Regions from separate parts of the Mus musculus genome. Here region 1 is linked to region 2. The links are chromatin loops, found by intact Hi-C in ENCODE. Cell type or tissue: heart. All regions are shown on one strand. Each heading gives the region's core, and the rest is flanking DNA. Links, peaks and the distances in the headings are about the cores only.

What was found. Hi-C counts contacts between places; a loop is a spot of excess contacts. Peaks named below come from ENCODE experiments on the same cell type or tissue, not always from the same donor. Only the 100,000 strongest peaks of a DNase experiment are listed, where the experiment ranks them.
Region 1: a loop joins it to region 2, with 1.8 times the contacts of the local background. A loop is called at or near these places in 1 of 42 quality-filtered maps.

What each region holds. Positions count from the first base shown.
Region 1 is chr2:35,437,719-35,453,236 of GRCm38, forward strand. The region is part of intron 1 of Ggta1 (glycoprotein galactosyltransferase alpha 1, 3); the gene reads right to left. Among named protein-coding and RNA genes, the nearest start is that of Ggta1, 16 kb to the right of the region's middle. In heart, for the core only: a CTCF peak has its summit at 6,423; DNase peaks (open chromatin) are centred at 7,193, 7,293, 8,723, 9,203 and 3 weaker places; H3K27ac peaks cover 2,782 bases.
Region 2 is chr2:35,617,254-35,632,771 of GRCm38, forward strand. It overlaps Dab2ip (disabled 2 interacting protein), which reads left to right and starts at 4,728. Exons shown (of 16, transcript NM_001114124.2): 1 at 4,728-5,030. The coding sequence starts at 4,907. In heart, for the core only: a CTCF peak has its summit at 7,313 (motif pointing left); DNase peaks (open chromatin) are centred at 4,738, 6,798, 7,328, 10,208 and 2 weaker places; H3K4me3 peaks cover 6,392 bases; H3K27ac peaks cover 7,811 bases.

The DNA of each region.
Region 1 (15,518 bases), core at 2,586-10,585, 180 kb before region 2:
TGTATGTACATACATGTTTTTAATTGTGTGCATGAGTGTTTTGCACATGTGTGTGGTCCCCAAAATCCAAGAGTGGTCAAATGCCCTGGAACTGAAGTTACAGATAGTTTTAAGCTGCCAAGGGGGTCTGGGAATCAAACAGGGTTCTCTGTATGAACAGCAGGTGCTCTTAACCTCTGAGCCATCTCTCCAGCCCCAAGACAATCTCAATAATGGTCTCATTCCACCCTCACCACAGCCATTGGGCAACCTGCCTATTTCTCCAGGCAGGGAAATTGCAGCTCAGAGGTTGGGTAACATGGGCAAGGCCCCAGAGCCAGGAACTCCTCATATCCACATGAGCGCCACCCTTCCCACTGAACATAACAGTTTCTTCCACTCATACCTCAGGGATGCCTTGAGTGCCGGATATTTTGGGTCAGCTTGACACAAGCTGGAGTTATCTCAAAGGAGGGACCATCAATTGAAAAAATGTCTCCTTAAGATCCAGGTGTAGGGCATTTGCTTATTTATTGACTAATGTGGGGAGGGCCCAGCCCACTGTGGATGGTGCCATACTTGAACTGATGGTCCTGGGGGCTATAAGAAGCAAGGCAGTAAGCAGCACCCCTCCATGGCCTCTGCATCGGCTCTTGCTCCAGGGTCCTGCCCTGTTGGAGTTTCTGTCCTGACTTCCCTCAGCGATGGACTATGATCTGGAAGTGGAAGCTAAATAAGCCCTTTCCTCCCCAGCTTGCATTTTGTCATGGTGTCTCATCAGAGCAACACAAGCCCTGACTAAGACACTTGCCCAGGTTTATTCCTGTTGAGAGTCAGCTGACAGATGGAGGAGATATCCCAAAATTGCCCCTCCCTCCCCCCCCCACCCCACCCCCCTCCGTGAAAATAGTTTAGTAAAGTGTGACTCAATGGTGTCATCTCCGGGTACCCTTCCAGACTGGGTCCTCTCAGGCTGTATTTTAGTTCTTGAAACAGGGCTATGTGGCTCAGTCTGGCCTGGAACTTGTGACTCTCCTGCCTCAGCCTCCCAAGTGCTGGGATTACAGGTCTGTACCAGCACACCTGACTGGGTCTGTTTTTAATACCCATTGGTCCTTTCAGATGGCAGCTGAAATCTAGAGTCCTTCCCATGGTGGCACAGAGGCCCAGTTCTTGGAGTAATGTAGTTGTCTTGTCTTCTACCAAAAAGCAAGGAAAGGCAGTCTGTTGTCACTGATTACAACCACAGACATGAACCCCCATGCTCAGCTAGCTGAATTTTTTAAAAGGGGAAAATTTATTTTTGTTTTTAGGTGTGTGTATGTGTGTGTGTGTGTGTACACTCATGACAGATATCCCTGGAGGGCAGAGGTGGCCGGTTTCCATGGAGCTGGAGTTACAAACTGTTTGTGAGTTGCCCAAGGTGGGTGCTGGGAACTGACTTGGGTCCTCTGTGAGAGCAGCATGCAGTCCTAAACACTGAGCCTTCTGGCCCCTGATTTCTCCTTTGTCATCCGTCTAAGATTCCAGGACACAGAATGGTGCTGCCCAGTTGGGGTAGCTCTTCCATGTCCAGTTCAACCTTGTTGGAAGCATCCTCCTCCTAGACATAATCACAGGCATGTTTCTATGGTGATTTTAAATCCCATCAAGCTGGTAGTCACAATTAACCATCACCAGCCAGGTATGATGGCACACAACTGGAATCTCAGCACTTGAGGGGCAATGACCAGCAGACCACTGAGTTTGGGGCCATCCTGGTCTACACAAGGAGATCTTGACTCAAAAGTGAGAGGCGCTAACCATTATACATTCCCACCTCACTCCTCCTGCACCTCTGCTGTCCTTGCCTCTCTCTCTTATAACTTCTGCGACTTGCCTGACTTGATGCTCGAAAGGGGGGAGACAGACAAACTGACTCAAAGTGAGTCGTGTATGGCCCAGGGGTGTTCAAATCTAAGAATTTACTAGAAAATCCTGAGATTGTTCTGTCTTGGATTTTTTTTTCCCTCCTATTATATTTTTCTCAAACTCTTATAATGAATTGACTCAAGCGTAAAAATGCTTTCAGGAATTCATATCTAATAGAAGAAGTTTTAGCAGAAAGTTTAAAAATAATGCCCTCGCAAACTAACAAGCAAGTAAACAAACAAAATAACTCAAATTCGGGCCACTGGGGAATGCTATTTTCTGTCTGTTCTTGAAATGAGACAGCTCTTGTTCACGGACTGGAACATTTCTTGCCCTGTGATCTGGACATGCACTCCCTGAGACTGTTTACTAACCTATAAAGCAGGGGTAATAGAGTGCCCTAAAACACTTAATTGCCTAGCATAAGTGAGGTCTTGGAGCCCTAGCACTGCAGGAGGAGAGCAGATGGAGTAGACTGAGGGATGCTTTAGCCAGGCTCTGTGGCTCAAATCTATAATCACAGCAGCTTTTAAAAGGTGATTTTGTGAGCCTAGGAATTCAAGTCAACCTGAGCGACGCAGCAAGACCCCATAACCGATTTTTAAAAAGTCATTTAGTCCTTGAATTACCAAGATCAACAAATCCATCTGTAAAGTTCATGGAACCCATAAAGTACTTAGGGAACAGCAGCTTGTGTTACTGTCCCTTGTGCCTAAGGAACAAACTGTCCCTACCTCCCCATCTGCCAGGCGTAGAGCCTACATCTACAGGAGAGCCTGCAGTGTTGACTGAATGACCTCAGGCAACTCTAAACACTTGGTTTCTCCTGCTTGCCTGCAAAGCCACTCTCTCAGACACCGGAAAGAGATGGCACCCATGAAGTGCTGGCAGAAGTCCCTTTAACCAGTTCCCAATAAACAACAGTTTCTCCATTCACATTGATGATTATTCCAGAACTCTCCCTCACAGACTCTGGCACATTTTGCTCTGTGTGTCTCCAGAGTCCACCATGTACCCATAGCCTGAAAACAGCTAGCCCGGCCTTGGCATGGACTGAGCGATTCCCAGAACACTTCTGAATCACCTTCCCTACCCAAGCCTTGACCACAGCCTTGGATGGCGGCAGGGCCATGGCTCCCACAGCAGGAAACCCCAAGGACTCTGGTGGCTGTCCTGAATGACTTGGTGGGAATGCATGCTGGGTTCAGGCAAAGCCAGGACCTCTTAATTACCTGCTCATATCCCAGAAGAAGAAGTCTGCAAACAGAAGCAGCAAAATGGCTCAGTGAACCTGTTCACACCTGGTGACCTGAGTTTAATTCCCAGGACCTACATGGTGGAAGGAGAGAGCCAACTCCCACAGCGTTCCCCTCAACTATACACACACACACACACACACACACACACACACACACACACACACACGCGCGCGTGTGCGCGCGCGCCACACATAAATATATTTAATCTGGAAGAAGGTTAGTGGGGAGAGATCAGTGGTAGAGCACTTGTCTAGCAAATGATAATTTTTTAAAATAAAGCTGACCAGCCACTGGTGCAAATCAGAGGAGGCTAAGTGTTGGTCTGCTTACTCATTTGTCAGGTAAATATTTGTTTTGTACCAGGACCAACACCTAGCAAGTGTCAGGCTCGACAATGACACAGCTCATGGGTCCCAAGGATCTCCGTGTTCAGTGGAAAACGGGCCCTGAGGTAACCCATCGCCCTGCGGAGGGGAGTGTCCAAACAAAGGCTCCCTCATCGGTACCTTGCTCACCTGTTCACTTTGAGCTCCGTGGATTTCAAGAGGATTTTGAGGCTACCTTGAAGGCCTGTACTCTGCATTCCTTCCCTCTCAACCAATGCCCCCAATCTTCTGAGCTACCCCATTTTACACGTGAGTAAACCGAGGCGTGGAGGAAGGGAGGGCAGCATGCATGCAGTACAACTCGGCGTGAGGTAAAGATGCTGCCATCCAAACTGCCCCATGAGACAAACTAGGAAACCACAGAGAACAAGGAAGGGGGGTTGGGGACTGGCTTCCTAAACATGTTCAACTGTCTGGAAACATTCCAGAAATGTCCACATAGCTCTGCTTCCCCCAAGCCCCGTTCTGGGCTCTCTAATGAAAGCACAGGCCATTGCAAAAGTGAGCTTCACTCTCAGTGACACATGGATAAGGCAGGTGAGGTGCTGCCCTGTGAGAACCTGAAATAGGTACTCCATTACCAACCACCGCACAGCTGGGGTTACGGAATCATCTAGAAACCCAGCTCTGTCTCCTTGCTTCTGCCTTCCCCACAGGTCCCTCAAGGGTCCTCAGCCTCTTAGTGGGTACCACTGGCCCCTTCATGGTCACCTCTCCTACACCCAGCTTCAGGCCTCTGTTCCACCAGAAGCGTCAGCAGACAGCCCTTGAATACCTTTTCTTCTCTGCGGAGAAGCAATGTTGGGGTTTTCTTCTCTGGTTGCAGTTCCCCAGCCTCTGAGCAAAAAGGTTGCCCTGTGTGGAGGACCCAACACAGTCTTCAGCTTCCTTAGCTGCCGTCAGCAAGCTTGACGCAAAAAGGAACACCCAACCTTGGGGACTTTTCAGGGTTGTTTGACTAGTTATATCTCCAGCTCTCTCTGCCTTCATGGCAAGAGCTCAATTCCTGGCCCGCTTCCAGGGCTCACCTTCTTTGTGTCACGGAGCAGATCCAAGAAGGTGATTGTACTCACCAGCCCCCCAACTGATCCAGGATGACTTGATGACCTAACCTGCTGACTGAGGGAAGGATGGGGCACCCAATACCCCCGAGGAGCACACTCCATTAGCCCCGTCCAACAGAGAGGGGAACAAGCTCAGAGCACACTTGTGTCCATCAGGGTCAAAGCCGGAACCAACTGGGCCTGGTCAGCATGGAGAACTTCCCTCTCTGAATTATTCCCCTGGCTAAGCATTAATTTAGCATCCCTTACCTCTTCCCTCAGCAACCACCACACCTGTCTCCTCCCCCATTTCAGGTTGTAAACGTCTGAAGACCAAGGATCTGTAGCTTATATGATCACATTAATTTGGATGGTTATAGTAACCGCAGCCATTGCAAATGCTCTTCACTGACAACTCAGGTTTCGTTCGCCAGGTGGGCTCCTGAGCACTCAAGCATCAGTTCTTTCATCTGCTGTTCAGTATGCCTCAGCTCATCTCTCTGCCTGCTTACTATACACACACACACACACACACACACACACACACACATACACACACAATCATATATATATATATATATATATATGTATGTATACACACACACACACACACACACACACAAGGTACACAGAAGAAGATTCTGTCCTCTTCCAACTCTGAGATTCCAGAGTCCCTAGCTGCTCCAGGGTAAATGGTCCATCTCCACACAAGAGTGGAGATGAGGCTGCAAGACAGCTTGGTGGGCCAAGGCACTTGCAGCCAAGCCTGACAACCTGAGTTCTGTACCTGGACTCCTGCAAGTTATCTTTTGACCTCCACTTGCACACATACCGTGGTGCCTGCATTTGTGCACACACACACACACACACACAAATACACACACACAAAGAATAAAATAAATAAATAAATGTTTTCCCCACCTTTGGGTCATAGAACAATTAGAAGTAGATTTTTACAAGTAAATAAATTCAACTTTTTAAAATATATTAAAAAAAAAAAAAAGACAGGTCTCACTATGTAGCTCTGGCTAGCCTAGAACCCACTAATAGACTAGGTAGACCTCACACTCACAGTCTACCTCTGCCTCCTGAGTGCTGTGATCAGAGGCGTGTGCTACCCTGCTGGGCTTAAAAGCAATTTATAAAAAGCAGGGACTCCTACTATAGCCCGTCCTCAGTTAGGTTGACCTTGAACTTAAGCAATTACATTCCATTTGTAACACTAATCACAGTTGCCATGTTTACTGCTTCCTCAATAAAAAACTCAACTTTCAGCATCCAGTAAGCTCACTGGGAAGTACCAGTTGCTGATTCAAAGATGCGGTAGGGATGGCTTATAGCAGCTACCTCTCTACACAACACTGGCAGAACCCATCTCAGGGTAGGCATCCCTGCAGACGCTTTTAGCATCCGTGTGCTGGCACTCACATGCTGAGTGTCCCCTGCACTTTAGACTGAACTTACTACATAAACTGCAGGTGCCCAAAAGACTCTCAGGCAGCAGCAGTCTACAAATATTGGGAAACTCCTGGCTGCAACCAGATGCTGTGATATCATCTCAGAACAGTATCTCCCCAATCTCACCAGACTGCTGGACTTGTCAGAAAAAAATCAGTGCTGAGTCCTGAGACCCTCAGGTACCTGAGGGATCATGTGATCTCCCACACCTGCCCATCTGGGCTTTTCTGTTCTCTAAATACTGGAAATGCACCAGATCCTGTTCCAAGAAATAAATAATTATGAAGTACCTACTGTGTACCAAGCCCTGTGGAAGATGCAGAGACTGGACAACTCCCTCATGTTATCCCCTAAAATGCTAACACTAATGCGAAGGCGCGGCCTGGAAGCAAAGGAAACTGACCAGCAGGAGGTATGAGCAGAAGAAATGGGGCCACAGAGGGAGGAGGGAGCCTCTCTGTCTGTGGAAGGATGGCCAGGGCTTCCGCTCTGCTCGCTGCATTGGCACAGTCTGTGATGAGAACATACGACTTTTGTAACCAGACAAAAATGTATTTAAATAAGTTAGATGTTTCCCCAACACTCAAAAGATTAAAATAGAAATAAATAAAAAGTCACAGAGCAAGCAGTGTTGACTTTGCATAAACGTGAGCCATATTTTCTGTCATCCCTTTGCAAAAGAAGCCAAGATCACCAACGCCAAGGGCAGCGCAGTCCAAGCTGCTGCACCAACAGAAACGAGCAGCAAGCAACATGGTCTTCCTGTCTAAACCCTCCGGTTCTCGGCTGTTTTTAAGTAAATTTCAAATAAAAATGGAACCAAAATAAGCCTTCTAATGAGCCTCCCCCGAAGCTGTCTGGTTTGGAAAGTTTAACCACAAACCCAGGAGGAAAAGGGGAAGTGTAGAGACTGGGTGCCAACGGGGATTGTTTTTCCCCTCTCCCTGCAGGACATAACTCACTGCTGCTCGGAAAGCCACTCTGTCGGTCACTTTCTGTCCCCTCTGCATCTGCACAGGTCCTGTATGGGGATGGAACCCAGATGAAGAGCAGACCTCCACCCCTCCAGCCTGCTCTAGGCCATATAAACTGAACAAATGTTTAAAAGAGGACGACACTGAAGGCAGACAGACTGTCTGTTTGCCAGGAAGAGTCTGAGGTGCTGCACATGGATCCCCCGATGTGCAATGGTGTCCTCAAGAGCTCTAATGGGAAGAAGGGTGCCACGCTGCCGGGTTGGTGTGTGGGGGTAAGCCCCGGGATATTCCTTTAAAACATAGTCTTCATGGGTGACCAGGGGGAGGGAAAGCTCCCAAAATACAGTCAGCCACTCCACTGGTGTCAGGTTATAGGGATACAGAAAGTAAAACAAAGCACTGGAGTGGAGAGCCACAGCCACACTCACTGAGACTGTAGGCTGCTCAAGGAGAGCAGCCTACAGTCTCTTCCTAGATCCTGCTCGTGTGTCATTCATCAACAGCCTCCATGGAGCCAATACACAGAGGCTCCAGGCCATTAACACACTGCTCAAGGTCAGCTAAGAGACAGCTAACCTTAGTGATTTCTGCGGTGTTTGTGCATGCATGTGTTTTTATCTTGGTGTATCTGTGTGTGTGCGTGGGGGGGGGGGGGGTGCATGTATGTGGCCTTGCATGTGCGCTGCATCTGATCCTCCTCTCTCACCTTGCTTTAGGGTTTTCTAACCCTACTGTGGCACCAGGGAGGAGCAGCACTTTTTAGTACTCTAAGCCTTAAGCAGTACTTTGCTCTTCAGTTATGAGGCTACGCCCTGCGTCCTCCCTTAAATCAGAGTGCAGGGTAGCAGGCTAACACCAAAGCTGCCTTAAAGGCAGCAGATACTAAGTCAGCCTTCCCCTCTTACCCAGTCACCACCTCCTTACCCTCCAGGGTTCTGCCACTCACTGCCAGGAAGTTACTCACCAGGTTACTCCCTCTTGTGCTCAGGCCGCTGTCTGGACACGTGCAACGCGCTGCCTGATGTCCACCCCACACACACTCCCGTGGTAGATATAAACTGCCAGGAGAGGTGGCTTCAAGTGTGCTTGCTGGTATTGACTTGCAAATAATTTGTTCACAGAGCTCATCTCACGAAAAGACTCCTCCCAGCCCAGACAGACACCTGTGCCAGCCCCAACCCCTCAGCTGTGGAATGTGGAAACGAGGACTCATCTGAGGGTTTCATAATCTCACATCAGGACTTTTGGCAAACTATGGGAGCCAGGACAGGTTCTCACTCGCTTTAAACTTCTGTTCACCTCAGTTTCCCTAGCTTCGAAAGGAAAGTTTAGCCTGTTTTGGTATCTTTCCACCTCCGACTGGTGCAATTTTGGTTAGGAGGCTCTATCCACCCTCTCATCTTTCACTCAAAGTTCCACTTGGATCCCAGTGGCAAACAGGAAGTGTGACCTGCATAGTGGGGCAAGCAGTATGTAGCTGGCTCTGTGGCATAAGCTGCCTAAAAGGGACCAAAGAGCATCTGCCATCTTTGCTAAACCCCAGCACCGGGCCCCAGGCCACCACCCTCCTCTTCAGGGTTCCCTGGCCACCGCACTTCACCCATTCATAAGAGGCTGGTAGCATAGAACGAACAATTTGGGGCCAGTATTTTAATGACCAAAGGAGACTGGGTGGAGGGGCTCAGGACTAAGGAGCTCTGCCTGGCCCCATGACCTCAGAGGCCCCGCCCCTTTGTAGGCTGGACTTCCTTTCTCCCTGCTGGCTTGGAGGTCTTCTTTCTGCTGTGTGCACCATCTCATTGCCTTGTCTTAGTCCCAACCCCCTTTCTTCCCATGTGGTTCTAGAGCATTCCTTAATCTGTGTATCTCATGTTCCCCCTTTGTAAAGCCAGAGCACTATCCATCCCTGTCACTTAGCTGCCAGGATGAGGAGCAGGCAAAGATGTCAAACGTGGCCCCGGCATGGTAACTGCCATGAAGAACGAGTAAAGGTAAGCATGAGCTATAGAGAGAGTAATCTGGTTCCTGGACCACCTCCTTCGCCGGAAGCTTGCCCATCTGCAAAAGCAGTGAGCAGATCTCGGGCAGTGAAGACCATGTCCCAAGTGGCATCCCTCTGAGAAAGCAAATCTGAACATCAAGTTAAGCCCAGCAGAGCAGGAAAAGGAAACTGCATGGGAGGAATGGCAGGAAATCCTAGACACGGCCCCAGAGCACCAGGATGAGGGGGCTGGCTGCTGGGTATGGAGAGGCTGCGGTGGACTTTGTAGACTCTTGCTCGGGAAGGCAGAGTGACTTCCGGCTGCCAAAGGCACTGCTTCCGGGTTTGTTTCCGTTCCAAACCTCTCTGCTTCAAACCTTACAAGGTCCAAGAGTCCCAACAGAGTGAACGCCAGCCTCTGTCTGGAGGGAGCCATGTTTTACCTCTGAGGCCTGGAGAGTGAGGGGGACAACACCTCTTTTTCTGCTTTTCACCGGCAGACAGCAGAGCCTCCATTCCAGAGGTTTCCAGACGTATGATGGATGACTTAAAACTTTCAACTTTCTGATGGTAGAGATGCTATCCTGTGCTGTTGAAACCACACTTTGCATTTCAGATCTGCATCTCTTCTAGGTGAATGGTATGCAGTAAGATACCCTATCATGACACTGGGCAGTGGCTGGACCCCCAATCCTGAATCAAAAAACTGAGACCCTACACATACTCCACATAGGGCCCTGAGCCCGGAGTTCCTCTAGCTAGCCACACTCAACAAATTTTCGATTTATATTTATTTTCCAGTCATTATGGATTTGCCCTAGCGCAGCCCCCATCATGAGTCAGCCATAGCTCTACCTGCTGCAGGGATAGAAGAGAAAATGAAAGCAAGCTGGGAGGTTGCATGTCTTCCCCGGGCAGCTGCCCTCGCCATGTGACCCACAGAATCCTGAAATTTGAGTCATTTTACTGTAACAACCAAAACACCAGTTCCCTGAGTGCTAAGAAAAAAGCAGTATGCAAATTAGCAGGGCTGTGTTCTGACTCTCGGGTCCCAGTGAGTTGTGGGTTCAAGTCAGAGTCGTTTCTGTCAAGCCAGGCACCCAGGTTGATCACCTGTCCCCTGACCCTAGCACATCTTGCCTAGCAACAAAGGAAACAGCCTTGCATTTATTTTCAGCTGGCTCCAAGAAAGGAAGGCCCAGCACTGTTGAGAAGGTCTGCTCCCTCTGACCACAGCTCAGGAGGTTAGGCCGAGACTAACCATGGGCACCAGAGGGAAGCCATTTTGAATTTAGTATGCAATAGCCGCTGGTCAGGAGGAAGAAAATGACCTGTCCCGAGAATCAGTACCTCCCTGTTCCTGGAGGTCACTCAGTTGTGGGTCTCTGATATGTTGTTTGGAAGCAGTGCAAGGGGCCCCAATCTTCCCTGGGATGCTGAGCAAATATTAAGCACTGTTCAAAGAATTCATCAAAGTCACAGTGCTACTGAGTGCTTTCTGCTATACTGCAGGCATTTCCTCTGATGTTCCTGCTCCTAAAGAGAAGACCCTGATTCCCTAATTAACAGCCTTCAAACTCTTGCTCCCAGGGCTGCTGTGAGCAAAGTGACTGTCATCCTATTAACCAGCCTACCCTCATGGTGGCAACAGCTGCCTTGAGCACTCAATGGAATCCTTGGGACAATTCCACAGCAACGACTGCAGTCCCGGCTCCTGGAAGTACAGCCTCAGCCAGGGCTGTCTGAAGCAGCCTGTACCTCGCCTTTTGAGAGCACAAGCCTTGATTCACTCAAGATAACACTGTAACCATTTCCTGGTAAGCCAGATGTGGAACATGATCCATGGTGGTCCAGCACCACATGGTGGTTTGTGGCCCCACGTAATGGTGCCTTTCCGAATGAATGAGCCATAGATTATGTGCAACAATGAAAGGCTCTGAACACACAATGAGCTAAACTCAACTTAAAATCAAACATGCAGTGAATCAGAGGTGCTGGCCCAAGCTGCATCGCAGGACTCCACTCTGGCCTGTTCTGAACACACAACATGCTACCATGCCACTTGATCCTCTCACCCCTGACTGCTGTGGCTGCTCAGCTGTCACACCCTGAGGGGGGGGGGGGAAGTCAAGAAAGCAAAGAGTTGCTCCTGTAGGCTCAGCCTGGCGATAATCAGACACAGAGACATTTCACAGCTGAAGGAAACACTAAGTGTCAATCCTCAAACCCTTCTCCTTTACAGATAAACCGAGCCTCAAGGAAAGATGCAGCTCAGAGCCAAGGTGGGAGGGTGGGAAGTCTGGAAGGCTCCTTGAAACCAGGATATAAAAGCAGGGTCTTTGGTGACTATTACATCTCCACCACGATGACATCATTGATGTTCTATGTCTAAAGTCTGCAACATTTCGCACTGGGGACACTGAAATTCTGAGGTTCATTAACATAGCCCCTCCCTCCCAACACTCCCCGGGACCTCCCTGACCACAGACATCTATAGCTCCATGAAGCTCTCGCCTCTAGTACCTTTGATAGACATGGCTGCTGCCCAGCTGGTGTTAAGAACAAAACAGATAAATGTCCCCTTCTGCATCTCCGGTACTTCTGCACATGAATGTAAAGGGACACAGCCCAGGTCAGTCAGAGTGGCCTTGAACTCTAAGGAAGCAGCTGGAGGGCAGTGGACCATCACACTGAGCAAGTCACCATGTCCTGTGCAGACTAGATTCATTCCTTCTCTGCCCTGGTGCTGGAGTCTCCCTCTGCTATCTATGCCACAGTCTCTGAATGGTGCACCTTTTCGGGGGTGCTTGGTGTTTGGACTCAGCCACGGAGCACCTCTGTGGTAATTTTTGAAAATTTGGAACATATAAAAGATGGCGTCCCAAGCACACTCAGTCCTGTTTGTATTTAGAAATATTATTTAGCCTTCCTTTGCACTATATTGTCTGACACACAAAACCAGACTTTCCTAAGGATCCATCAAAATCCATCTTCAACCCCAGACTGTGCTCTTATGCTTGGGGAGCCAAGTGCTGATTTTGCGAGTGTCCTCGCTTCTCCCGGACCTGATGCCAGACAAGTTCCTCCTAGGGACATCTGGACTTCCACATAAGCACTCACCGACTTCTGTTAGAAGGGGGAAGGCAGGCAGCTGTTCTCTGGATGTTGCTAACCCTAATAATACCGCTCTGGGCAGCTGACCGGTACCAGGCTTGCCGCCTCCTCTGGCTTCCTTTCTGCCTTCCAGCCAACAGAGCTCTCAGCTTCCTAGAGCAGATACAGGAAGGGCTGGAGGGTCGGCTCTCACCGAGGGCTCCTCTGCCTCAGGAACATCCCTTGTCACTCTCAGTGTGAAGACCACATCTGCAGGAAGCCAGCTAGTCACCTCAGAGGAGGCCAAGACTTGTCTCACATTCCCTAGGAGACTCAGTGCACACTCAAGACATCTAGGTATGGTCTCCCCTAGGTAAATTCTCACCTCTCCACAGGCAGGTGCAGAGCCCAGTACTTGGTAAGGGCTCCATCAACCCAGAAGGAATTAACAAATTCAAGAATGGATTGAGGGAAATTGTACAAATGTTGCTTGCCTGGCAGAGCCACAGTAAACCACCAGGCAGGTACATCTAGAAGATGGCTTCCTCATATCTACAGTCAAGAACAAGCTGACAACTTGGGATTCCTCTGGGAATAACAAGCACTTCCTCTCTGTGGGTTTTGCTTTGAGAATTCACTTCCTGTGGGTTCGGACTCCTTTCCCTCCGTCTTTTGTTTAGCTGTTCAGGGAGATTATCGGATCAATCTGTGCCCTGTGCTGTCTAGCTGACAGGGAAACTGAGGCTCCCACAACACCCCAACCAGTACCACTAGAACCAAGTGGGGTATGGCTACCTCACTTTCAGCACACAGCCCCCTTTCCAGTGGCCTAGACTGCAGTACAGCCCAGACTAAAGCATCTAGACCAGTGATTCTCAACCTTCCTAATGTTGCAGCCCTTTAATACAGTTCCCCGTGTTGTGGTGGCCACTAACCATGGGAATCATTTCATTGTTACTTCATACCTGAACATCTGCAACTGCTACGGTTGCAATGTAAATATCTGTTTTCTGAGGGTCATAGGCGGTCCCTGTGAAGGGGTCACTGGACTCCCAAAGGGATCACTGAATCATGAGCAAAGCTCTTGAAGAGGGACCCACGGGCTTATAATAATGAAAGGCTTATTAAGAACAAGTCCTAGCGTCTAGGTTGTAGCTCAGTTGGCAGAGTGTTTGTCCAACATCCAAGAGGACTTGGGTTTGATAGATCTTCAGTACCTCTTAAACTAGGTATGGTGGCCTGTTATCAGGCAAGAACATGTGTGAGAAGAACACAGGGGCTGTGTGACAGGATTAGTCCTAACTTCTCTCTCTCCAGCATTTTCAGCCCCGCCCCCTCCCCCTCCCCCTGCCCCAGGCAAGAGTCTCCTCCAGTTCCCTAAGACCCAGCACCTGTCTCCAGAATGCTTTCTCCTTGGAGCTACCAGGGGCTCCAAGACGCACTGTTGGAATTCAAGATCTGACTTGCATGACCCACTTCTCCCACTTCACTCATCATTCTTGGCCAAGACATGAGCACTCTAAGCCTCAGTTTGCCTACAGGTAAAATGGAGAAATAATTCCTATTTTTCTGTCCTCCCAGGACTACACAATCTCACTTCTAGAACTGTCCACTGTGACAATTCTGGATATAGCAACTCTGAGACTCCTCCCCAATTCCCCCGAGATTCATGTAATCAATTGGGAGTCGGGTGAGTTCCTTATTCCAGGACCTGTCACTCTCCAGCCTCTAAGAAGCACCAAGCCCTCCCTTCCCTCAGCTTCCAGGCCTCTCTTTGGTTTAAATGCTCCCCCTCTACCCCAGCTCACTCTGGGTACAGCCATGCTTCCACAGAAGAGTCCCACAGCCTCTCTCATGTCTGCACCCCAAGCTTTGCAGTCTCCATGTGGAGATTGGGCACCAGATCAACCCAGCCCTGGCTGAGACTTGGACAATCTATCCTTACTTCCTCTTTTAGATCCAGAAGGATTCTCAGAAATAATTCTGGGTAAGTAAGCATATTAAATGGTGACCTTTCTGGCCTACATGGTGACCAGTCTGGCCTAAATCTCAACAACTCTTTCACTTCCCCAATGCCTCCCCTCCCACCAGCCTCCTCTCAGGAGAGAAGGCAACGTTCCTAGTAGCCAACCGATGGAGCAGGACTCAGATCTCATAGCCGTCAAGGACTGAGGCATGATGCTAGAGAGATGGCTCAGAGGTTAGGCGCATGTGTTGTTCTTCTAAAGACCTAGGTTTGTTTCTTGAACTCACATGGTAGCTCACATCCGTCTATAACTCCAATTCCAAGGGATCCAATAGCTACTTCTGACCTCTGCAGACACCAGGCACACACACAGCGCACTTAGCACACGTTAACAAAAACTCTTATACAATTTTTTAAAAAAAAAAGGGCAAGCAAAGGCCCAAAGCAGGTCTCCACAGGCCACACCAACACTGGTGTGTGCCAACCAGAGAACTCTGTGGTCTATAACGCATGCCAACCATGAATTCTCAAACTCTTATCAGCTCACAGTTCAAGAGGGAAGAAACAGTGACCCCTGGCAGACATGTAGCTGAGGCCCACCCTGCAGGATGCCAGACTCCCCACCAACAACACAATGCAGAGTCTGACGTCAGAGAAAGGGCAACGGCTCAACTGAGTCTTGAAGGATGAGTAGGAGTCTATAGAGGGTAGACTTGGGAGGAAGTAAAGGAACATTGTAAGCAGGGGAAGAGGGCCCAAGGAACTGCTGTAATTTCTGAGGCTGGAGCAGAAGTCAGAGTATGCGGGACAGAGGTCAAGAATTAGGCTAAAGTATAACCTTTGCAGAGCCCTGAAAGTCACATGTGCTTAGAAAGATCAAAATATCCAATGAGCTTGGTGCCTTGTCTTCTTGCAAAATACAAGGTTGGAGCCGAGGCTGGAGAGGAGGAATCAGCCAACGTGGGTTGCTCTATCCTGTGCTACGCTACCATCAAAGCAACCAAGTCAAGCAATTAGGGACTGAAACTGCTGAAGGCATGAGCCCAAATAAGCCTTTCTTCTTGGTTTTGTCACAGTGGAAAGTGGACTAATACAGGAGGAAAAATCAAGGGTGGGCCCCCAAAAGAGGAGTCCTGTTTGCAAAGCTGTAGAAAGCTGAAGAGCACCGGGTGTGGTGGCGCACGCCTTTAATCCCAGCACTTGGGAGGCAGAGGCAGACAAATTTCTGAGTTTGAGGCCAGCCTGGTCTACAGAGTGAGTTCCAGGACAGCTAGGGCTACACAGAGAAACCCTATCTCAAAAAAAAAAAAAGCTGAAGAACAGGTTGAGAGCTTGGTTATCTACAGTAAGTCACAGTCTGAAATATTCAATGGAAAATTCCAGATACAAGCAAGTCATGGGTTTTCAAATGTATACCATGCTTCACACAATGAATTCTTGTGTCATCCCAATGAAAACAGCCCAG
Region 2 (15,518 bases), core at 2,615-10,614:
GAAGTTGGGGGACATAGTGGGTGCTTAGGGTGCTGAAGCAGAGCCTCCTTCGGTGCATAGCCTGTGCCTTCCTGTGTGCGGATGGAACCAGGCTCTGCTTCTCCGTCATGTCTCCAGCAGAGTTCTTGTTCCTGGTCCAGCCTCATTCCTGAGTAAACAGTGGATGCAGGAAACCGTCATTGCCTGTTAGATAGACAGCATCCTGAAGGGGAGGTTGTGACCTTAACTGTGAGCACTCGGGCACCTCCTCCAGACCCTGCCTAGGCTCTGAAGAGTTAGAGGTAGACCCTGGCCTAGGAGACTGATGTATGCAGGGCTGCCTGCCTAGGGACTTCCCCTGGTCAGTGCTGCCTACCCTGGTGTAGACAGGAAACCTGACAGGTCTGAGCTCTCCAGACACCATTGTGTGGGGCCTGGAGTGGGCGCTGTGAGAAACTCGCTTCCTCTGTGCCCAGGTCTGTCCTGGAAAATGCTAGCTCTGAAGGGAAGACCTGGGCTGTTGCGTGCCCTCATGCACATACGTCTTATTCGACTGGGTCTTATTCCACTGGGTTCAGGTCCTGCTGCAAGCCCTGTGACCTCAAGGACCTTTCTCTTGTCTCCAACATTGTTTTAGAGAACCAGCCTGCTAGGGTCACTGGGAAACCAAATGATTGAATGTGTGAGGGATGCTGAGTGCAGGATCTGCTGTGGATGCTAAGGTTGGGTCAGCTACCACAGTTAGCATAAATCCAGACTCCATCTTCCAACAGACCCTGAGCAACAGACCCTGCAGTTTCTGGTCTCCCCTCCATGTATGGTGGAGTGCCTGCATGACTGTGTACCACATGCATGACTGGTGTCTGAGGGAACTAGGGTTATAGATGGTTGTGTGGGCTCTCTGGATCAGCGGACACTCTTGATGGCTGGGCAGAGCTCTCCAGCCCCCGAACCTCCTCTTGGTGGCAGGGTTTCCCTCTTTGCAAAATGATCCCCTGTGAAAGCCAGGTCCCTCTGCTGCACGTTCTGATATACCCAGTGATTTGTCCTAGCATTCCATTGTCCTAGTATTGGCATTATTAAGCTTTTGTTTTGGTTTGTTTTTTGTTTGTTTGTTTTTTGTTTTGTTTTTCAAGACAGAGTTTCTCTGTGCAGCCCTGGCTGTCCTGGAACTCACTCTGTAGACCAGGCTGGCCTCAAACCCAGAAATCTGCCTGCCTCTGCGTCCCAAGTGCTGGGATTAAAGGCATGTGCCACTACTACCCAGCTCATTATTAAGCTTTTTGATGGTAGTTTTGGTCACATGTTCCCCTGCTGTCTCTAGCCTTCAATCTTAATGTCCTAGTAAGACCCAGGACTGTGAGGGGCTGGCTCCTCTTCAGAGCTGGCCCTGACCTGCCGCTCAGTGTGCTCCGCCTTTTAGCTCAGTTCTAAAGCCATCGTCCTTTCTTCTTTGCGGGTGGGGTGCAATTTGCTGTCGGGTTTTCTGTCCAGAAAGGAATAGATTCTTTCTGTCCATTCCTTTTAGGGCTTCCCCCAAGAGCCTGGTGGCAGTCATTCTATCAGTGGGGGCAAGTGGCAAAGAGCCTTTGGAGGCAGGTGGGAAGAGGGATGGCTGTTTTGTGATGATGAACTTGGTATTCTAGGAGTGCCTCGGGGTCTCTTCTCTCCTTCTTCTTCCTTTTACGTGTATTCATGGTGTGCATAAGTGTGTGTGTGTGTGTGTGTGTGTGTGTGTGTGTGTGTGTGTATGGACCCATGCATGCCACTGCAGGTGTGGAAGTCAGAGAATTTGCAGGAGTTGGTTCTATTGCGGGGGTGAGGGTGGGGGTGTTTCAGAGATCTAGTTTAGGTCTCTAAGCTTGGCAGCAATGGCCTTTACTCTGCGCCATCTGGTGGGTCTCTTGAGGGAGGGTGAAAAGGGTGGTGCGGCTGTGTGAGATCTGAATTGGGTGTCCTGTTTCCAGCCTGGCACTCACTGAGAGGGCTCATTTCTAGGCTCCATCCATATCTACTCCACGGAGCACCTTATGGGAGGCCTGCATTATCGGCTGGGGGAGTTGGAGACTACAGTCTTGCACTAGCACCCAGTCGATGGAGAGATGTGTGTCATCTCCTCACCCAGGAGTCCCTCTGGAAGCGGGCTAGGGTGGCAGTACAGGGCCAGAGTTTCTTTAGGTATCCAAGCTTCTGGATTGCGGGTGGGGGGCTGGGAGGCCTATCATCTACCCACCCTAGGCAGTCCCTGAGGACTTCCCTGCTGGGTGGTGGGAGTCCTCTGCCAGTTCAGGAAACAGTCCCACTAAGGAGGTGGGCAGTTTTCAGGTGCCCTTCCTCCAGTCTGGTCTCTGCCTGTGGGGGCTGTTCTCTTTAGAGGGGAGGAGACCACACGGGTCCTGCTCACAGGAGGAGTTTGAAGCTGCAGGCTCTGGAGAAGGATTGGTTCCAGATGCTCTTCTGGGATGCAGGAAGCAGTTTTTGTCTGCCTGGTGGTTCCAGGGTTGAGACCAGGAGGGTTGGCAGGCAGCCAGGTCTTTCCCTAGCCTCTGAGCTCTGGCCTGGCCACCAGTTTTTTCTCAACACCCAGCACAAATGTCCCCAGCACCCACCATGACCTGTAGAGGTGCAGGCATGGTGGCAGTTGGTAATGAGGACTCCTTTCCCAAGGCTAGGAATTTAGCTTGTGGTTCACCGGATGACTCTGAGCCGGTGGGAGATTTGTAGTGTCTCCTTGTAGCGGGGAAACTAAGGCATAGGGGACCTGAGAGACTGAGGGGAGATCAGGCTGAACCTCTAGAATCCTGCTGTGTGCATACTGGGGTTCTAAACTTTAGACCTGCTCCTCCATGGCTACCACACACGTCCTGACAGTCCTGATGGCTGCCTGTTGTGGGCTAGGTCAGAGCCTGATCTCCACAGGTCAGCATTGGTCAGCACTAGTCTGGCAGCCTCTGGACTGTAGCCCCGACCACAGGCTCAGAGGGAAGGTAAGTGGGTCAGGTGCATGGACACCAGAACTTTGCAGGTGGAGACTTCAGCTTCTAAAACTAGCAAAGATGGCAGTGGAGATTGTTCACCACCACCACCACCACCACCCCTGCCCCGCCCCCGAAATGCTAAGGTGTAGCAGGGTGACTCTGCCCACAACTGGGCCTGGAATCTGGTGACTGGGTGCAGATTATTATAGTAGTATCCCAGTAGTCCCCTGGCTGGCAACCCTGTTTCAGCTTCCTGTGGGGCTGGCCTGTGCTATGGGAAGTGGGACCAGAAGACTGAAAGGCAGCGGACCCTTCTGCAGCTAGGTTTGGAGACCTGCCCTCCCCCCTTACCCTCCAAAGTCCCAGGATGGCGCCTGGCCTCCAGCTGTGATCCAGCACCCCCATCCTCTCCACTGACCTGGAGGCCCTCCCTCCTAGACTGAGGAGCCAGGAAGGGGGCTTCCCCTGTGAGGAGAAAAACCTGGCCTGGATTGTTACCTAGGCTACCCTACCCCACTCGAGATTGCCGTAAGTTCCTCCAGTGTCTAGCCTGTCCCATTTCCCATAAGAGTTCATGCAACAACCGTTGGCCAAGACCATATGCCCTTGTACTTTTTGTGTGATCGAGGCAAGTCTCTCTCTCTCTCTCTCTCTCTCTCTCTCTCTCTCTCTCTCACACACACACACACACACACACTTGAGCACACATCTTTTAGGGCCTCAGTTTCCCCATCTGACTTGAACTGGTAGGTGGTGTGGTCTGAATGTTGCTTTGGGGAGAGGGGAGAGAAATGGAGGTTACCTAGGACCAGGAGGGTAGACCTAAGAGGAGGGGAAAAGGAGGCAGGCAGATTGCTGGCCATTTTAAGAGAAGGACAGAGATGAGAGCCAGCAGCAAGTAGGGTTGAGGGGGGGATGGGTGGTTGGCGTGAGGCTGCCAGTGATTTGATTTTTGCAAGATTTCTGTTGCTTCAAATACCAAAGAGAGATGGTTGGGTTTGTAGCTATTATGATCGGGGGAGCCATGGAAGTTTCTGGAACTGCAGAATGACTTGGAGAAAGTCTTTCAGCTTGTGGTAGTAGAGGCAGGTGGTCATTCCTTTCCCAAGCCTCAGTTTCTACTCCCACTGTAGGGTAGAGATCTTACTACCTTCAGAAACTCACTAATGCTACTAAAAATGTCAGAGGGGAGGGAAAATTCAGGCACCTCTGGTGGTTTATGTGGGGGATGGGGCAAAGTGGCTTAGCAAAGCCCTCTGGTTGCACAGGTGTGCCTTGTATTCTATGTGCGCTTGAAATGCACACAATAATTTTAATGGTATGAAAGTCATATTTTTATCAGATGGAGACTGCCTTCTGTAAAGAGTAGCTAAGTATCTTAGGCAACAGAGACAGGCAGAACTCCGACCTGACTGAGGGGTAGGTGCAAAGCTTTGTGGGGCGCTCTGGTCTGGCCATGTTTCAGTCCAGTCACCCCCTTCCTCAGACTCTAATTTCAGGTGCCTAGCCTTGGTGTGTATGCATATATACATGCACCACTGCACCTGTGGCGGGATAGGGTGCTCCAGGCACCCCAAGTTGGATATGGAGTTTAGACATGGCTGTTGGGTATATGCTGTTATTGGGGTTCTTCGGACGGGACAGGGGCACTCTCGGGCCGCGTCGCCCGGACGACTCCAGGCCAGGATTTTGCCCGCACTGACTTTCCGGGCGGGTGCCAGCCCAGCCTCCCGGTCCCGGGCCCCCGCCGAGGGGCCGGCTGCTCAGGGCGGGGCGGGGGAGGCGGCGGAGGAGGAGGAGTTGGAGCTACTTTGTAGGGCAGCCTTGGTCTTGCCTGCTGCTGCACCAGAGCGCGGGAGAGAGTGCGGGGCGCCCGCCGGGCGGTCCGGAGCGGCCGATGGGGCCCGTGTGAGCGCCCAGGCCTGGCCCGGTGCCCGGCGGGCGGCAGCATGTCCGCCGGCGGCAACGCCAGGAAGAGCACCGGGAGGCCATCCTACTACTACCGGCTGCTGCGGCGGCCCCGGCTGCAGCGACAGAGGAGCCGCTCCCGCAGCCGGACCCGGCCAGCCAGGGGTAGGCGCCACCCTGACCCCAGACCCTTAGTCCCTCGCAACCCCGCACCACCAACGGATGCTTTTGAGGCTCCTGTGTCAATGGGTGATGGCTCCTTATCTGGAGCTACCGTGACTGTCCCATCCCCATTGCCCCAGCTTCTGTAGGGTCCTTCCTCTTGGGGGAAAGCGGGGTCCCTAATGTTTCCCATTATATCAGGACCAAAGAGAAAGGGGTCGGTCTGATATGCAGTTCCTCCGTACTTCTGAGTTCCGAATCCCATTCCACTGTGCATCAGTTTACTCAGCGCGCAGGCCGTAGTAAAGTAGTCGAAGTGGATCCTGACTTGCCTCCACTGTCTGCTACTCAAGCTTAGCGTGCTTCCAGTCCTGTCTTGCTTCCTCATCTTTTGGATGGAGAGCTGAGTGGGCTTCCTGTGGGGAGAGCCAGGTTTGTAGGGGCCTGGAGCCACTCTGAGTGGTCCTTGGAAGGGTACTTCTTTCAAAATGGGGAGGGAGAAATGCAAGCCTTTCTTCGAGCCAGTAATAAGATCTTCAGCTAGAGAGGCCCTAACGTTTCATGCTGACTTGTGCTGGGCTGGTAAGTAAGTAGGGTCAGGGGCTCCACACAGAGACTCTGCCAGGCCTGGGTTGTGTAAGGCCATAATGCTTCGGTGGCTTAGGCCCACTGAAGGTGTCTGTGATGCAGAAGCTGCCTTAGTTTACATCCTAAGGTTATCTGGGGCATGGGAAGCCTGGCCCCGGCCCAGCCTCACCACAGGCAGAATGTGCCAAGCCTGCCTGGAGAGGTGTGAGAGTGGCCCCTTGTTTATTTTTTAGGTTTGGGTCAGTGAAGCAGGCAGGCTTTAGTTTACTTCCCCCCAGAATGGAGAAGACGTTCCGGCCCCAGCGGTAGAGCCAAGTAACAATGTACAGGGTTTATTTAGGAAGTACTGAGTTCCCTGTGCACAGAGTTCAAGTTTAAGCTGTCTGACTCTGCCCACAGGTTTGTAAACTTAGTTTGAGGATTCCCCAAAGCATGTGATATCCCGGCCTTTGCTGAAGTGGCCTCTGGCTAGTTCCTGTGCCTAGTCTAGGCAACCAGAGACCCAGGTTCAAGCATGAATCGCCTCATTTCCTGAGCCTTTGTTTTTCTCAGCTGTAAGAATCTGCCATTGTGACAGATTCTTGGTGTGAGGATGGGTTTGGGATGAAGGTTCAGGGGTTTGGCCCCCCAGGGCCTTTCCTGCCCTTCCTGTGCTCTGGTGCCTGGCATGATGGTGCCCTCTTCTGTGCCCACTGTAGAGGCTCCAGAGGAGCAGAGCTCTGCCTCCTTGTCAGCTAATGAATGAGGCCAGCAGCGATCGATGTTCAATGGATCAGACTCGTCTGAGCTTGGCTCCCAGCTGCGTCCAGCTCTGTGCTAGCTTGGAAGGAACTCACGGTTTGCTGAAAGTCAGGGGTTAGACCAGCCCTGATGGGAATTCTAGTTGGGGAAATTAAGGAAGGTTTCAGAGAGGAGCTGACGTTGATTGAGAATGTGTCTGCTAAGCTGCTGGGATTTGCTTTGCTGGGAGTGACCTACTCGGCCCTAGGTCCAAGTCCTACTTCGAGAAAACTGTCTTTCTGCCAGCTGTCTCTCTGAGCTTCAGAAATAGTGGCAGTGGCAACAGGGTCCTGCCTGGGAAGCTAGAAGCCTGTGCCCGCAGCTCAGACAAGTTAGGTGTGAACTGTTGTCCTTTACCCGGCAGGCAGGAAGGGACAGCCTGTACGTATGCCAGAGAAGGAAAAGGAAAAAGCCCTTGGTGTAGTTCATCCTGTATGGGAGCAGAGGACAGCAGTCCTGTAGAGCGAGTTCATCCTGCATGGAGGACAGAGACAGCAGTGTGGACCTGAGAAGGGGCCTTCAGTCGTGACCAGTTGTGGGTGTGGGCAGAGTTGCGGGTCAGCGTGCAGGGGGCCAGGGGCTCCTTGTCCTTCTTCCACTGACCCAGGGGCAGGTTGGATCAGGGTGTGCCTCCTTTTAGGAAGCCACCCTGAAGTATTGAACCATTCCCTTCTGATCTTGGTGTTAGTTTTGGCATGGCTAGGGGTTGGTCCCCTAATGGAAGCCTTACCTACAGGGCTGGTGGCAGCCCCCCAGCTCCATCTGTGCCCCACCTCATTTTTGTCCTCAGCAAGGAGGGGAAAGGAACATAGGCTCTGAGTTCAGAAACAGGAGAGTGCCCGGAGGAGTTGGTAGCTGGTTGTGGAGACCCACAGATGGCCAGGCAAAGGTGTTAGTTAGCTAAGCTACCGCCTCCTACTGGGGGAGGGCTCACTGCCCTCGAGAGCATCATGTTGTTCTTGGCAAGGCTGTGAGGGACAGACAGTGTCTCCAGCATCCCAGGGTTATGCACTGTGCGCCACTGAGAAGGGTCTTCTCTTCTTGGCTTTGGTATCCTTATCTGAAGGTTGGATGGGGTGGGCCTTGCAGTTGTGTGGAAGCAGTGAGGGATGGAGACATCTAAGAGTCATACTGTGCTGTGTGGTTCTGAGCCTGGCTTGTGGATTTGGGTGGCTTATCTACTTGTCAGTGTACCTCACTTCCCCATTTACTGGTATCAGGAGAAAGAGCAGCTTCCTTAGAGAAATAGAGCACTCCTCTCACCTAGGTAAGCCTGTCCTGTCATTCAGAATATCCAAGCCTCGTCACAGGGCATATGGAGCTGAGTGGTGCTTGTTCCAGACTTAACAGGAGTGAGTCCTGCTTGCTGGAGAGACCTGCTCATCGAGGGCCCTGGAACCCAGGGCTCTTTTTCCGGACAGTACAGTGGTTAGTGCTTGAGAAGGCTAGTCCTCGGTCTACTTTGTATGAACTGGTTGGTAACATTGGGTCCATTCCAGGCTCATTACCTCTTCCCTTCCGTCAAGGGATCCTGTACTGTTGCCCCATAAGCTTGGGCACTCTGGGTGCCCACACTAATGCCCAGGGAGCTCTGGGGCTTTCTGAATGCCAGTCCTGACAGCTGTTCTATGCTAGGCCTTACCAGGTGCCAGATATTTGGCCAATACTTCCTTCTGGTGCGACCAGGTTTTTTCTCAGCGTCTACATTCATCTTCACTTTCCTGGAATGCTGCTGTGTGTCCCAGCCCTACTTGGGCCTCTTTGCTTGCAAGGACTCCTAGAGTCCATCTTTGAGGTGTCAGGAGTGGGCTCCCAGGAACCCCTCAATATGCTCTGAAGAATGAAGGTATATTGAGAAGGTCTGGAGCTGACCCCTGGAGTGTTGGCTTCTCACACTAAAGCCTAGAGCATAGCATCTGGGTCATCTACCCTTGGAGTCCAGATGGGTGCCGCACACCATTGCTGAGCTGGGTGTGTGATTCAGGCTTACCAGCACTCCAGATGGCAGCATGGCTGTGCCTGTGTGGCCTGTCGCATTGACTTCTCATGGGAGCAGCTGTTAGAGAGGGACCCCATCCTCCACCACTAGGAAGGCTGGGGCTGGGGCACTATGGGAGAAAGCCAAAGCCTGACCTCCAGCTCTGCCTGGCCGTGGGATAGCAAGGCAGAGACCAGAGTGTGGGGTTTCGAAGAGCTGGGCTCCACCATCCGAGCTGTGTGGCCTCGGGCAGGGCTCTCCATCTCTGGCCTATAGTTTATTCCTGTGTAAAGTGAAGATGATACCGGTATGCAACCTTAGCACTGCTGTGGATCTGATGTGTTCAGGTGAGCTCCGAGTTCACTGCTGGAACAGACCAGGCACTCTGCAAACTGAAGCAAAGCACGCAGAACACTTTTCATCCGCACCCCAAAAAGGGAGTGAGCCTGCCAGACCCCAAGATAGAGAAGTTGGGGCCAAAGGCCACCATAGGGTCTGTGTACCTCAGCAGGAACAGAGGGAGGGAGAGAAGATAAACAACAAATTGGATTTCAGAGGTCTCCCGCAAGATAAGGACCGGAGCATACCATTGGTTCCCAGGGGTACTTCTTAGTACTTGGGGGGCCACATGGTCCACCCAGCTCCCAGGCTCCCAGCTGGACTCAGGCATGTCCAGCTTGAAGGTTCAGACTATTGCCCCCAGGGCCTTTTGGCATCTCCTACAAGCCAGAGCCCTGCTGGCACTCGTGTGGAGCCACCATTCCTTCCAGTTGGCTTCTCTTCCTATACAGATTGTACCCACCATTGCTGCCCCTACCTGTCTGACTGGCAGGTCACATGTCTCAAGTCTCAGGACGTCAGCCCAGTTTGTCCTCTAAGTATTTCAGTGGGGATGGCTCGGTGTACAGTGGGAGGTGAGTTCCTCAGAGGCAGGCGGGTATGCTGCGCCCCACTCCATCTTTAGGCAGAGCTCTTTAGGTCCTTGGGGGAAGCCAGAGGCCCGGCTAATCTGCTGGAATGTCAGCCTTCTGGCCTTTGCTCTCCTGCCTGTCCTCATCACCTTCACTAACTAGGTAGCCTCTTTCACCATCCGAATGTGGGTGCCCTGCTGAGGGTCTCCCCTGCTTATGTCCCATGTCTAACTCCTCAACCCTTCATTAAAGTAGGCCATTGTTATTTCCATCTGCAGGCAGGGAGCCTGAACTCTGGTGAAGTAAAATATGAAACTGGTGGTGGGGGCACAGAGCTGGAAAGCTCCCCTAGAACCACACCGCAAGCCCCGGCCTCTCCTTGGTTGGTGCGACTGAGCACTGGTCTGACCAGTGTGCTCTTGACCTCTGTGGGTCAGGGTAGAGCTTGAGTCCTGGGCACCTAGTTTGTCACATCTTTAGTTACTTCTGTGCCCACTGAGGCCCGCAGCGCACACAGTCAGGAGGAGCCTGCGCTGTTCAGTGGCTGCAGGAGCGGCTGGAGCCCTTTACTTAGTTCACTCTCAACTATATCCCCAATAGGGAAACTGAGGCTCCCTCCCGGCACCAAGGCCACTTACCAAGGTTACCTGCAAATGTTGATAAGAGCTGCAGTTTAGAACTGGACCCTAGATCTCTTTGCATCTATTCACATGTTAGCTCTGTCTTGCTTTTTCCTGGATTAGCTCATTGCAGGAATCCTAGGCAGCTGGGCTCCTTTTTGGGTCTGGTGGAAGAAATGGAGGTTGGAACCCTGTGTCTCGACTCAGACTCCTCCACATCCTGGACCACACGCGTGTTTTGCTATAGAAATGACCTGAAGCCTTTTGACTGTTTTAAAAAAGAAAAGCAGAGGCTGACACTTCTCCAGTGACTTCCTCTGGGGCCACTTGCTTAAATGTCAGGAAAGGGAGAGTATTTCCTGGTCAGGAACATTCAGAGCTTGCTGGGAGCTGAAGTCTTGTTTTCTGTTCAGGAGATATTTAGGGAGTCAGCCCCCACCCTGCTCCGCTTTGCCGGCCCTGGCCCCGGCCCCTGGGAGGTTGTGCGGGGAGGGGGCACTGAGAAGGAGCGGCTGTGATGCCTGCCCAAGTGTCAGGTACCGCTCTCAGAGTGGTGGCTGGCTATTTTTAGCTATTCTCATCCAGTAGAGGCATTTCAGCGTTTGTTCAATATTTAATTATCCATCTGAAATTGGCCCACGTGGCCTTGAGTTTGGAAGTAGGTCTGTGCTGTGATTTCCTCTGATTGCATAAATAAGGAGGCAGGAGGATCTCAACAGCCCTCTAAATAATAATAATGGGGGAAGGAGCTTGGGCCTGGTTCCTCCGTCTAGACAGGCCCTACCCATTTCAGGGGTACCGAGGGTGCCTGTGACACCCTTGGTCTGCTTGTCTGCGATGCTCACACCTGCAGCAGCTGTGTTTTTCGTTTGGGGTGGGTTCTCCTTTTTTTGCGAGCCCCGTGTTCTCTTTGACAGCTGCTGGGTACTGAATGGAAGTTTGGGGATTTTGCCTTTGGAGGTCTTGTTAGCTTTTATTTCCCTCTCCTGACAGACAGGAGAGGGCTGTCAGCACCCGAGCTGTGTGGTTTCTTTTTCTGTGGCCCTTGGAGGTGAAGCTTGACATGACTGTGAAATGGAAAAGCATAGTGAAGGCAGGCAGATGGGACTGAGAGGCTCCGTGCCCGCTCCCCGCTCCCGGGAGGGAAGGAGGGGCTGAGACCCTGAGAAGCTGGCAGGCCAGTGGGACTCCTTAAATTCCTGCTTGCCCCGAGGAGTAGAGGTTTAGAAATTAAAAATCAATAAATTGGCAATCTGGACTTGTTTTAGACATCATTGATTTTCTATTTATTTATACTTCTGTTTTGAGGACACTGGACTTGAATCAGGAGTGTAACTGAGGTGCTGTGTGATCTCAGACAAATCATTGGACATCTTTGGGCTCCAAAGCAGGCCTAACCTAGTTGTGACAATGTAGGATAGATATGTCACAGACTTGAGTGTGTGTATTGTCATTAGCACTCGTTTGTCTCAGTCACAACTCTGTCATACTGATGTGTAAGTACAGTGTGACATCCGTGGGGATCGGAATTATCTCCATGATGTCCCCTCCCATCAGGGACTGCTAGATGTGTAACCAGCACTCAGTTGACTACCTACTCTGTGCACATTGTGGGCAGGGGCTGCCTTGGTGATGTCGTAGCCCCTGCCCTAGTGATGAAGGAGTTGAACTAGGGAGGGCCATGTAACCAGGTCAGCAGATGGTATGGACAGAAAGGTTGGCAGTGAGGCAAGAGGAGTGTCCCTAGCGGCACAGGGAGCCAAGGGAAGGTTTGGAAAAGGACATGTGATGAGAACAGTGGCAGCCTCTATTCTTGAGCATGTGCCCCATAGCAGGAGTCTATCACTGTGTTCAGTCTTGGGGCTCACAGACCCTGGAGATGAAGAAAACCAAGGCTCAGACTGGCCAAGTACACAGAAAGCCTCCCCATATTCTCAGGGCTGTGGTGCAGGAAGATGACTTGAGAGCTGCAGCGGGACTTTCGGGGGGGGGGCGGGGGGGGGGGGGAGGAGGAGAAAATGCAGGGAGCAGGGGAAAGGAGGAAAATGAGTGTCCCTGAGAACAGGCACCCCTGGTAGCCGTAGGCCAGGAAAGGCTCCACACTGGGCCTGGACTGGCACAGAGAGAAGGATTGGAACAGTCTGGGGAGTGTGGCAACCGCAGGCTTCAAGGAAGTGTAGGGGGGAGGAGCCAGAGGTGACAAGGTTTGGAGGCTAGCAGGTCACTCAACCCCTTGTTTTCTAGGGTGCTGCTTGCTATGAAGGCAGAGTGGGGGGAGATGAGAGGCGGCGCACCCCTTTGTGGAGTAGTGTTGGGCCGGACATGTTGGTCTCTGGTTTGTGAATATTAGTGCCACTATAACAGGGCCACCCTGGCATCTACTTCTTTATTTCAATGTGTGTGTGAGTGTTAGTGTGTGTGTACATTTGTGTTTTGCTGCATGTGTGTTTTGTCCAGCACATGTATGCTTGTTGCCTAAGGAGGCCAGAAGAGGGCATCAGATCCCCTAGGCTGCTCCAGGAGTTACAGAAGATTGTGAGTCACCATGTGGGTGCTGGGAATTGAACCTGGATCCTCAGCAAGAGCAGCAAGTGTGCTAAACCTCGGAGCCATCTCTCAGTCTCCAGACTCTTATGTTTTGACCTTTGCTCTTAGGAAGTAGGAGATGATGGTCACTCATTTTAGCACTTGACTGGACAGGGTGAGAGGTCAAAGGGAGGCGAGAACACAACACCAGAGAGCTCCCTTGCTCCCCAAATTCCAAGGATGCAGAGGAGATGGCTATTTTCTTTTCCTGGCAGCCTGGAATAGGCCCTGAGGCTGCAAAGAAGACAGGAAGAACCTGTGTAAAGGAGAGGGTGACCTGCAGACTGAAGTGACCAGAGGTCTTGAGAGATTAGCAAGGAAGACTCAGGGAGTGAGCGTAACGTGTTGGGTAGTTAGTTAATCTGTGGAGAGCAGACAGGGTACCCAGAGATTTCTGGAGGCCTGGGAACCTCGTTGGAAGCATGGTACCTTCAGGATGAGGCATAGGCAGAAGCATGTGGTGTCAAAAGCAATTGCTTATTGTCTTGAGGAGGGGGAGCATACAGAAGCCTCTGTGGTAGTCTACAGATGCTAACACAGTTGTAGGATCTCTAGTGAGGCCTGCTGGAGGTCACAGAATGAAACGAGACCCTCCCCTGTCCTGGACAGGCTCTATTCTAGGGTGGACTGTGAGGTGGAATGTCCAGAGAGTCTAAGAACTAGCTACACGTATGGCTATACACACACACACACACACACACACACACACACACACACACCCTCTGAAGACATTGGCTTGTGATGGTAGGAACCTGTGTAAGCTGTTTGCTTCCTGGAAGAACAGAAGCGGAGAAAACAGGCTTGAACCAGAAGTGGGAATAGCCTTCAAAGACCTGCCCCTAGTTGACCTGTTTCCCCTAGCCAAACCCTACCTCCTAAAGTCTTTATTCACATGCTTCAAAATAATGCCACCAACCAGGGCATGAGCCCGGGAGGGACAGTTCCAACCCCGTGTATCCTTCTTTTCCCCAAACCTGATCAGCCTCACGAACTCGAAATGTGCATTTGAGCTGGAGAGATGGCTCAGTGAGCTGGAGAGATGGCTCAGTGATTAAGAGCACTGACTGCTCTTCCTGAGGTCCTGAGTTCAATTCCCAGCAACCACATGGTGGCTCACAACCATCTGTAATGGGATCTGAAGACAGCAACAGTGTATTCACATATACAAAATAAATAAATCTTTGGGGGCTGGTGAGATGGCTCAGTGGGTAAGAGCACCCGGCTGCTCTTCCAAAGGTCCAGAGTTCAAATCCCAGCAACCACATGGTGGCTCACAACCATCCGCAACAACATCTGACTCCCTCTTCTGGAGTGTCTGAAGACAGCTACAGTGTACTTACATATATTAATAAAATAAATCTTTAAAAAAAATTTAAAAAAAAAAAAAAAAAAGAAATGTGCATTTGAACATGACCAGACTCTTGCCTTTCAGCTAGAAAGTGAATGCCCTGGGAGTGTGGAGAGGGTCCCAGCAGGGAGGACACTCTGAGTCTGGAGGGACCAGGACATCCACCTTCACTTGCCTGCACCTCAGATTCTGGGATCCCTTAGGTGTGTGTCCTGCCTCACTGTCCCTCACTGCATGGCCATGATCAGACCTGATTTCCTTTTGTTGAAGTCAGAGCGGCACCGCACGGGTACTGCTGCTCTCTGTTTCCTGGAGGCCTGTTTTTATTACATTCAGCCAGCCGGCTGTTCAAGCACTGCTGTTGAGAAAACTTGCCTTCCCCTTGGCCCTTTCTTCAGAAGTCAATTGACCATATGCATATGATCTATTCCTGGACTCCATCCTGATCCATTGATCTATACATCTTATCCTTATGCTAATGCCACAGCCTTGTTTACATTAGATATTTCCAGACTCTAAACTGTGTCTTGAAACCCATTAGCAGCAGAAGCCCCCAGCCCTCCCCCGAGTCTTCTAGTTTGATTGGCAGTCTGAGTCCTCGGCTTTGCCATCTGAATTTAACGTTCTGCTTGTTAGAATCTTTGAGATTTTGACTAGGATTCTGTTGAATCTCTAGGCCACTTTGGGCCAAATGGCACCTGAACAGTATTGGGTTTAGCAGCGTGGCGTTGCTGTTCATTTCTCTTTAGATTAAAAGTGAAAATCTTTCAGCCATGTGTTTTGGTTATTAATCTTGTATGTATTTTTAAAATATGTATTTGTGTGATTTGTTTGTGTGCATGATGAGGGAGGGAGGGAAGGAGGGGAGGGAGGGAGAGAGAGAAAGAGAGAGAGAGAGAGAGAGAGAGAGAGAATGAGTTGTGATTGTCGACATGTTTGAGAGGTATTAAAACCGTTCTCAGGCGTTGGTTCTCCCGCCCTGTTGGGGCAGGGTCTCTGGTTTCTGCTTTGCTGCATACTCTAGTCTAACTGGACCTTGAACAATTTTCTGGACAATTTTTCTCTCTCTATCTCCCATATCGCTCTCTGTAAGAGTGCTGTGATTACAGACTCAAGCCACTGTAGCTGGTTTTTTATTTTTTCCTGTGGGGTCCAGCATTGAACTCAGGTTGTCACCACTTCTCCAGCCTATGAGCTAATGTTTTAAAAGGTGCATGTGCGTGTCTAAGCATGTGTGTGTGTGTAAGTATGTACATGTGAGTGTGTGCTTTTGTGTGTGCATGCATGTGGATGTGTGCATGTATGTATGTTAATCACCTTGCAGGAACTAGGAGTTCACCGTACTCGAAGCCTGACAAGTTAGCCTGATGAGTTTCATGAAAGCACAACACTCCTGAATCTGAGCTAGAGGACAGACGCTTGGCCTACCCTGGCTTGAGCTTTCCTTTCCCATTAATTCCCCTTCCATCCAGGTACCAAGAACAGCTTGTAGAAGAATCTATTCTTGAACAAAAGCTGCTCTGCCCTGCGATTTTTCCAGTATAACCTCATGTCCCCAACAGGTTCTGATAAACAATCTATGAGTCAGTTGCTCCTTAGGCTAAAACTTACACAAGGGATTGAGGTGCAGCCCTGTGACAGGATGACATCATTAAATCAGGACTTGGAGCCAGATGTGGC